3 separate regions of the Homo sapiens genome follow, and regions 2 and 3 are each linked to region 1. A link is a loop called in an ENCODE intact Hi-C map of the cell type or tissue named here. Cell type or tissue: PC-3. All regions are shown on one strand. Region 1 has its middle 130 kb from the start of SLC10A2. Region 2 has its middle 71 kb from the start of LINC01309. Region 3 has its middle 100 kb from the start of LINC01309.

Region 1 (2,500 bases):
CAGACACTGAGATAAAATATGAAAAATCCCACGTTCTGCTTCTTTGTCCATAATACCTGGTGCTGGATCTATGTGGCATTTCCAGGGACAAAACTCAATCCACCCCAATCTTACTGAGGTTACAAATGTTAGCAGAATTCAAATTTAAAGAAGTCTGACTACAGTATAGCAGTGACTGGAGCTGCTTACAGACTGGAGAAGCTGGAGAGCCTGCAGCAGGATGTGGGGAGTTTGTCCCAAAGAAGAGAACAAGGAGCATGGTGGGGGAGAAGAATTAAAACAGTAACTTCCACATGAGGCTTATGAGAAAGCATATATTTTAAAACTCCAGGGAACTCCCCGAACCTCAGATAAGAACAAACAATCTGCCAATATGTTGTTTCAAAGGCAGAGGATTAAAAAAGAACTGCTAAGTCTAGATTGAGAGGGAAATGTTGCCTCTAGATGCCAAAAATAATTGTAACACAATATGGGATAAACATTAGGAAGCTCCCAGAAGCAATTTTACATATGCACGGTGGTCATTTCATATCATGTAGATAGAATGACAAAAAACTGCTGCAAGAAATGCGAATATAAAGTATCTAGACCAAGAGATTTTAGTATTTTCAGATGTTGATGGTTACACGTGATTTTTTTCCAAAATGGCTTTAACTACATGAAAATTGTCTTTCAGCTGAGGTCAAACAAAATAAAGACAAAAGTAATCTGTTTTATGAAATCTTACAACAAAGACATAGCTACTTGTCTTCCAGCTTGGAATCTGAATGCGCTATTTGTTAATGGAAAATCCATTATGGCATTTGGGGATAATGCATTTTGTTAAAACAAATGAGAACCCTTCCCATCTCACTGATATCACTCTCTCAAAGTTAGTCTAGACATTTTACAAATATCAACAGAGGCACATCGTAAGCTGACATGTCATTAAGTCATAGAGAGAAGGAAGACAAACAAATATTTGTCATCACTGTGTGTCAGCCACTGACTAAGTGTTCTGTCTCTTTTCTTATTAAATTGAGTCAACTACACTGTCAGATACAATCCTAGGTGCAAACAGAGGAAGAGGAAGAAAAAAAGAAACTCAGAACTAAATCTAAATAATTATACTTGCACCAAATAATAAAGCCATAGAGTGTGGATCCAAACCTGATTGTCTGAGACACTCACTCACTGGTTTAGATGATGGGAGGAATCCAATTGGGTTATTTTGTAGAATTTTTTTTAAAGTGATACTACCTTATGATTAAACCAAGATTATATTCTAAGACATTTTTTACTATACTTGTTCAAAAATATTTTTCAGCACCTACTATATGCTGGATATTGTTCTAAGTTCTCGGAAAACATCAACAAACTAAACAGAAAAAAAAAGAAAAAAGAATGTTGAGTCCTTCTAGATTCATATCTTATAAGAGAAAGCATTTTGCTCATCTTGTATTAAAGTTTTTTGAACCTCCCTATGGAAAGAAATTAGAGCTAGGAATATTATGGTTAAATTAGAAAACATAGTATCACCACACTTAGTAATACTGTTGCCCCAGCAAAACAGACCATTTTTTACGTGACTTTAGCTTGTGTGTATGTGTGTGTGTGTGTGTGTGTGTGCGCGCACTGCAGTTCTGCTGCCACATTCTAATGGAACATGCAAGAGGGTCCATGGCAGTCCTACGGGATGCATTCCAGCCCCAAATCCACCACTTAGCAGTCCTAGGCAAATCATTTTAGCTCTCTAGACCCTAGTTTCCTCCAGCTGCAAAATGAGATACTAATACCTCCTCCACAGGGTGGGTGAGGGAACTAAATGAGTTCACATAGGGAAAGCACTTGGCATAGTACAATACCCTTGTAAGTTTAATCAATACTGTCAGGATGTAAACAAGGACATGAGTTACTGCTACTGTCCATTTAGTCATCTTTTAAAAAGTCAATATTTGTGCAATACTGTTAACGTTTAATACTGATGTTACACAGAAGTCCAGTTAACTCCACAGGTCATGCTGGAAGATGGAAACAGAAGTAGAACTATATGATACATACCCATGAAAGCAAAAGAAAATAACATGCATGCTTCACATCTCTAATGTCTAATGTTCGTAATTACCTTGTTTGGCCTGCATTTCACAGAACAGGAAACAGAGTGATTGATAACTATAGCTGAAGTCACACAGCTCTTCAGCATGTAAATGTGACTCTCAATCCCTATCTTTTTGACACTGATACTTAGAAGCTTCCAGCAATGCCGTGCTTCTCTCCTATATAGCTAATAGTTTTGTAGTATCCTCCTATACTCACATTTGAAAATTGTTTCCCTTCTATTCTGAAACTTCTCAATGCCCCAATCTAAAAGTTTTAAGCCAATCTGTGAAAATTGTTTCTGTCTGCAGCAGACCTAAGGGTCCCCAAATCCTCACTCCACTTGGGGCATGTATAATACCATCTCTGGGGCTGACGCAAGTTCAGGATAAGTAGTGCTATCTTTGTTCTCTAAACAATTTTA
Region 2 (2,500 bases), 160 kb before region 1:
ACAGTTGGAACCAACTTAATCTTACTGTTTAAAGATGCTTCAAATATACACACCTCTCTTTGACTTCCTTAAGTATAGAAATGGGTGACAACAGTAAATGCAACAAACACTTTCTACATATACCCAAACCAGGGACTTACTGTGAACATGTAGAACCAATATCAGAGGTTAAGTAGTGGAGCAGAAACATACGGATATAAAGGAGGAAGTCCTGGAAAGCTTTCAGACATAATGAGGAGAGCAAGTTCAAAGGCCTCAAGATGAGACTAAGCTTTGGAATGAAAAGGAGGCCAGGGTGGCATCACGGCATGAGTGCAGGGGTGGGATGAGGCAAGGACAGCAGGCAGCTGTGTTAGCTTCCTTGGGCTGCCATTATGAATTAATACAAACTGCAAGGCCTAAAACAACAGACATTTTTTAGCTCACAGTTTAGGAGGCGTTAGTAGAGTTGGTTCCTTCCAGAGGCTCTGAGGGAGAGTCTGGTCTCTATACCTCTCTTGTAGCTGCTGGTGGTTGGCAACATTTTTTGGTGTTTCTTATTTTGTAGCAGCATCACTCTGACCTCTGCCTCCATCTTCACATGGCTTTCTTCCCTGTGTATCTTCTCAGTATCTTTGTGTCTTTTCTCTTCTTAAGGACACCCATCACATTGGATTTAGGGCTAATGCTAATCCAGTATGACCTCATCACAACGAATGACATCTTAAAGGACTCTATTTCCAAATAGGGTCATGTTCTGAGTTTCCAGGTAGACCTAATTTTTTATTTTTTTAATTTTTTTTGAGACGGAGTCTCGCTGTGTCGCCCCGGCTGGAGTGCAGTGGCACAATCTTGTCTCACTGCAAGCCCCACCTCCCAGGTTCACGCCATTCTCCTGCCTCAGCCTCAGGAGTAGCTGGGACTACAGGTGCCTGCCACCACGCCCAGCTAATTTTTTGTATTTTTAGTAGAGACGGGGTTTCACCATGTTAGCCAGGATGATCTCCATCTCCTGACCTCGTGATCCGCCCGCCTCGGCCTCCCAAAGTGCTGGGATTACAGGCGTGAGCCACCACCCCCGGCCAGTAGACATAAATTTTTGGGGGGATACTCTTGAACCCAATTGCCAGATCATTTAGGGCCTTGCAGTCTATGACCTGGACCTTGGACCTTTTTTTCTAAATACAATGTTAATTCTTCAGAAGGTTTTTAGCAAAGGAAAAGGCTTAACCTCATTTGTACTTTTGTAAGATCTTTCTGACTACTATGTGAAACATGAGTTATAGTGAGAAAAGAAAAGTATAGAAGTCAGTTAACTACTGCAGTAATCAAGGTGAGAAATGAGAGAGGCTTGCGTTAGTGTGTTGGCATTTATAGTCAGAGGACATGGACATTTTGAGGAATTATCTGAAAGATATAAATAACATGTGTGGTTGATGGATTTGAGGTAGGAGTAAGGAAAAGGGAGGGAGCCTAGACTTCTCCTTTGAGTCACTGGGTGGTGGCTGGTACCATTTACTACAACAGGGAAGATTGCCAGCTGGGGTAGGGATGGATACGAATCAGAAGTTCAATTTTGGACATATTACATTTGAGCTGCATATTAGAATTTCAAGTGGAGATAACATAAGACAGCTGGACCCCAGAGAGGTCAGGATTTGAAAGATAAATTAGACAGTCATCAGCATGTTGATGGTAATTAAAGCCATACCAGATGAGGTCATCAAGAGTTGGAGCGTAGAGAAGGAGTGCCTGAAATGCATTATAGGACTCTCTTGTGTTTAGACATCAGTTAGAGAAAGAGAAAGAGCCAGTAAGAGAAACTTATACAGAGGAGCCACCAAAACATGAGGAAGTCCAGGAAAGCATGGTGTCGCAAACCCTACCGCGTGCATTGTAATGCAGAAATCACATGTGGTAGATTATTTGTTTAAAGTATTCACTGTATTTTCTAACATTTCCCACCCCAGGGACTATCCCTATGGGATGAATATAAGTCATATAATACTTACTAAGGTTTGGCCATGTGACCAGCTGTGGCCAATGGAATGTGAACAGAAGTGACGTGTTTTACTGTAAGAAGCTTTAAGAGCCACTGTATTGTCCGGTCTTTGCTCTATTCCTCCAGCATCAACCCAAAATAAATATGACATGAAGAGTATATGTATATCAACAATTAATATGAGTGAGAATAAACTTTTGTTGCCATAAAGCACTGAGGTTTGGCAACTGTCCATTAGCCACAGGATAACCTAGAAAAAAATGGATGAAACCATCACATCTTATGTAGCATGATCATAAAATGAGACGTTCTTCACAGGTCTGGAGCTGGTGGTAGTCCTGGAATAACAGGAGCTTTTGCATCACACTTATCTAAGATCAGACACCAAATTTGTCACTTGCTACCTATATGCTCTTCACCAAATTGGCCTCCCTGAGCCTCAATCTTCCCATCTGGACTAAAGGATACCTATCGTACAGGGCTGTGGTAAGGATTAAATGTGACATATTTGCAGAGCAC
Region 3 (2,500 bases), 130 kb before region 1:
AAAACTCTTCCCTTACAATTGCATTAAAAACATGTAGGAGTAAATTAACAAAAGTGGTACATGACTTATATACTTAAAATTAAATAAATAGAAAGACATCCCATGTCCATAGATTGGAAAACTTAATAACAGTCCTCAAAATTACTTGCAGATTTAATGTAATTCCTATATAAATAATGGCTGGGTGTTACTGGGGATTTTTTGGTTTCAGTTGACTAGCTGGTTCTAATATTTATATTAAAAGTCTATGGACCCCAAACTGCCAGAAACAATCTTAAAAAAGAAGTATAACGTGGGGGATACACACTCCTTGATTTTGAAACTTAACACAAAATTATAGCAATAAAGACTGTGTGGTACTGTCACAAGAATGAATGCAATAGACTTTAGAGTCCAGAAATAAATCCTGACATTTATTGTCAATTAATTTTTATAAGGATGCAAAGACAATTGGAAAAGAATCACCACCTTTTCAATAAATTGTGCTCAAACAACCAGACAGCCAAAGGTAAAAGAGAGAAATCGGACCTTTACCTCACAGGATATACAAAAATTAACTTAAAATATATCAAAGATCTACATGCAAGAGCTAAAACTATAAAACTCTTGGAAGAAAACGTGGAGGTAAACCTTTATGACCTCACACTTGGCAATGATTTATCAGATATGATGCCAAAACCACAAAAAAACGAGAGAAAAAAGATAAATTACACTTAATCGAAATTAAAAAAGAAAAACTTTTGTTCATCAAGTGACGTTACCACAGAATGGGAGAAAATATTTGCAAATCATATGACTTTTAAAGGTCTAATATCCAGAATATATAGAGAACTCCTACATGTCAACAACAAAAAGACAAATAATTTTAAAAGGGGAAAGGATTTGAATAATTATTCAAATATACAAATGACCAATAAGCATCTAAAAAGACGCTCAGTATTATTAGTCATCATGAAAACGCAAATAGAATTCAAAATTTGATGCCATTTCACAAGCAAAAGATGGCTACAATTAAAAATGGATAACAACGAGTGTGGGCAAGAATGTGGGGAGTTAGAATATACATGGATTGTTGATAAAATGGTACAGAAACTTTGGAAAACAGTTTGGTAGTACTTCAAAAAGTTAAACATGTTATCAAAATGACCTAGCAATGCTACTCCTGTATATAAGCTCAAGAACATTGAAAACACACCTCTAAGCAAAACTTATTCGTAAACATTTATACCAGCATCATTCATACTAGCCAAAAAGTGAAAACAATGTAAATGTCCATAAATGGACAAACAGATAAGCAACAGTGGTATATTTACACAATGGAATATTACTTATCGGTGAAAAAGAATGAAGAACCGACATATGCTACACTTAGAGGAACCCTGAAAACATTGTTCTAAGCGAAAGAAGCCAGGCACACATGGCAACACTTGTACGATCCCACTTATATGGCAAACCTAGAATAGGCAAGTATAGAGAAACAAACTACATTAGTGGTTTCCAGGGTCTGGAAGGAGAGAACAGGAGTGATTGCTAATGGTACAGGGTTTCTTTTTTTTTTTTTTTTCTTTTGTTTTGAGCTACTACTTTTATTTTTTAATTGACAAATTATAATTGTACATATTCATGGACTATATAGTGATATTTCAATAAATATAATGTATAGTGATCAGATCAGGGTAATTAGGATAACCATCATCTCAAACACTTATTATTTCTTTATATTGGGAATATTCAATATCCTCCTCCCAGCTATTTGAAGCTCTCTATTATTGTCAAGTATGGTTATCCTACAGTGATATAGAACACTAGAAGTTATATAATCCCAGCACTTTGGGAGGCCGAGGCGGGTGGATTGCTTGAGGTCAGGAGTTCAAAACCAGCCTGACCAAAAAGGTGAAACCCCATCTCTACTAAAAAAAATACAAAGATTAGCTGGGCGTGGTATCGGGTACCCGTAATCCTAGCTACTCCAGAGGCTGAGGCAGGAGAATCACTTGAACCTGGGAGACGGAGGTTGCAGTGAGCCGAGATCACACCAATGCACTCCATCCTGGGCGACAGAGTGAGACTCCGTCTCAGAAAAACAAACACAAAACACTTTTGCATCCTTTAACAAATCTTTCCCTGTCCCTCCTGTCCCTCCCCAACTTCCCAGCCTACAGTATTCTCTGTTTGACTTTTTACTTCAACGAGGTCAACTTTTTTTTAGCTTCTACATATGAGTGAGAATGTAACGTCCTCTATTTCCATCCATGTTTCCAGAAATAAAATGATTTTATTCTTTTTAAGGCTTATGGCATTACATTGTGTATATTTACCACATTTTCTGTACCCATTCATCTATTATTGGACAGCTTGATATAGTTGATTCTATATCTTGGTTATTATGAATAGTGCTGCAAGAAACATGGGGGCACAGATGTCTCCTAGATACACTGATTTTCTTTCCTTTGAATAAATGTCCAGTAGTGGGATTGTTGAGTCATATGCTAGCTCTATT

Evidence for each region. Peaks named below come from ENCODE experiments on the same cell type or tissue, not always from the same donor. Only the 100,000 strongest peaks of a DNase experiment are listed, where the experiment ranks them.
Region 2: a loop joins it to region 1, with 3 times the contacts of the local background. A loop is called at or near these places in 4 of 110 quality-filtered maps.
Region 3: a loop joins it to region 1, with 4 times the contacts of the local background. A loop is called at or near these places in 4 of 110 quality-filtered maps.

Annotation. Positions count from the first base shown.
Region 1 is chr13:103,194,442-103,196,941 of GRCh38, reverse strand. No RefSeq gene overlaps it. Among named protein-coding and RNA genes, the nearest start is that of SLC10A2, 130 kb to the right of the region's middle. In PC-3, no CTCF peak of the experiment used is centred here; a DNase peak (open chromatin) is centred at 961; H3K27ac peaks cover 1,821 bases.
Region 2 is chr13:103,353,449-103,355,948 of GRCh38, reverse strand. No RefSeq gene overlaps it. Among named protein-coding and RNA genes, the nearest start is that of LINC01309, 71 kb to the left of the region's middle. In PC-3, no CTCF peak of the experiment used is centred here; no DNase peak of the experiment used is centred here.
Region 3 is chr13:103,321,285-103,323,784 of GRCh38, reverse strand. No RefSeq gene overlaps it. Among named protein-coding and RNA genes, the nearest start is that of LINC01309, 100 kb to the left of the region's middle. In PC-3, no CTCF peak of the experiment used is centred here; no DNase peak of the experiment used is centred here.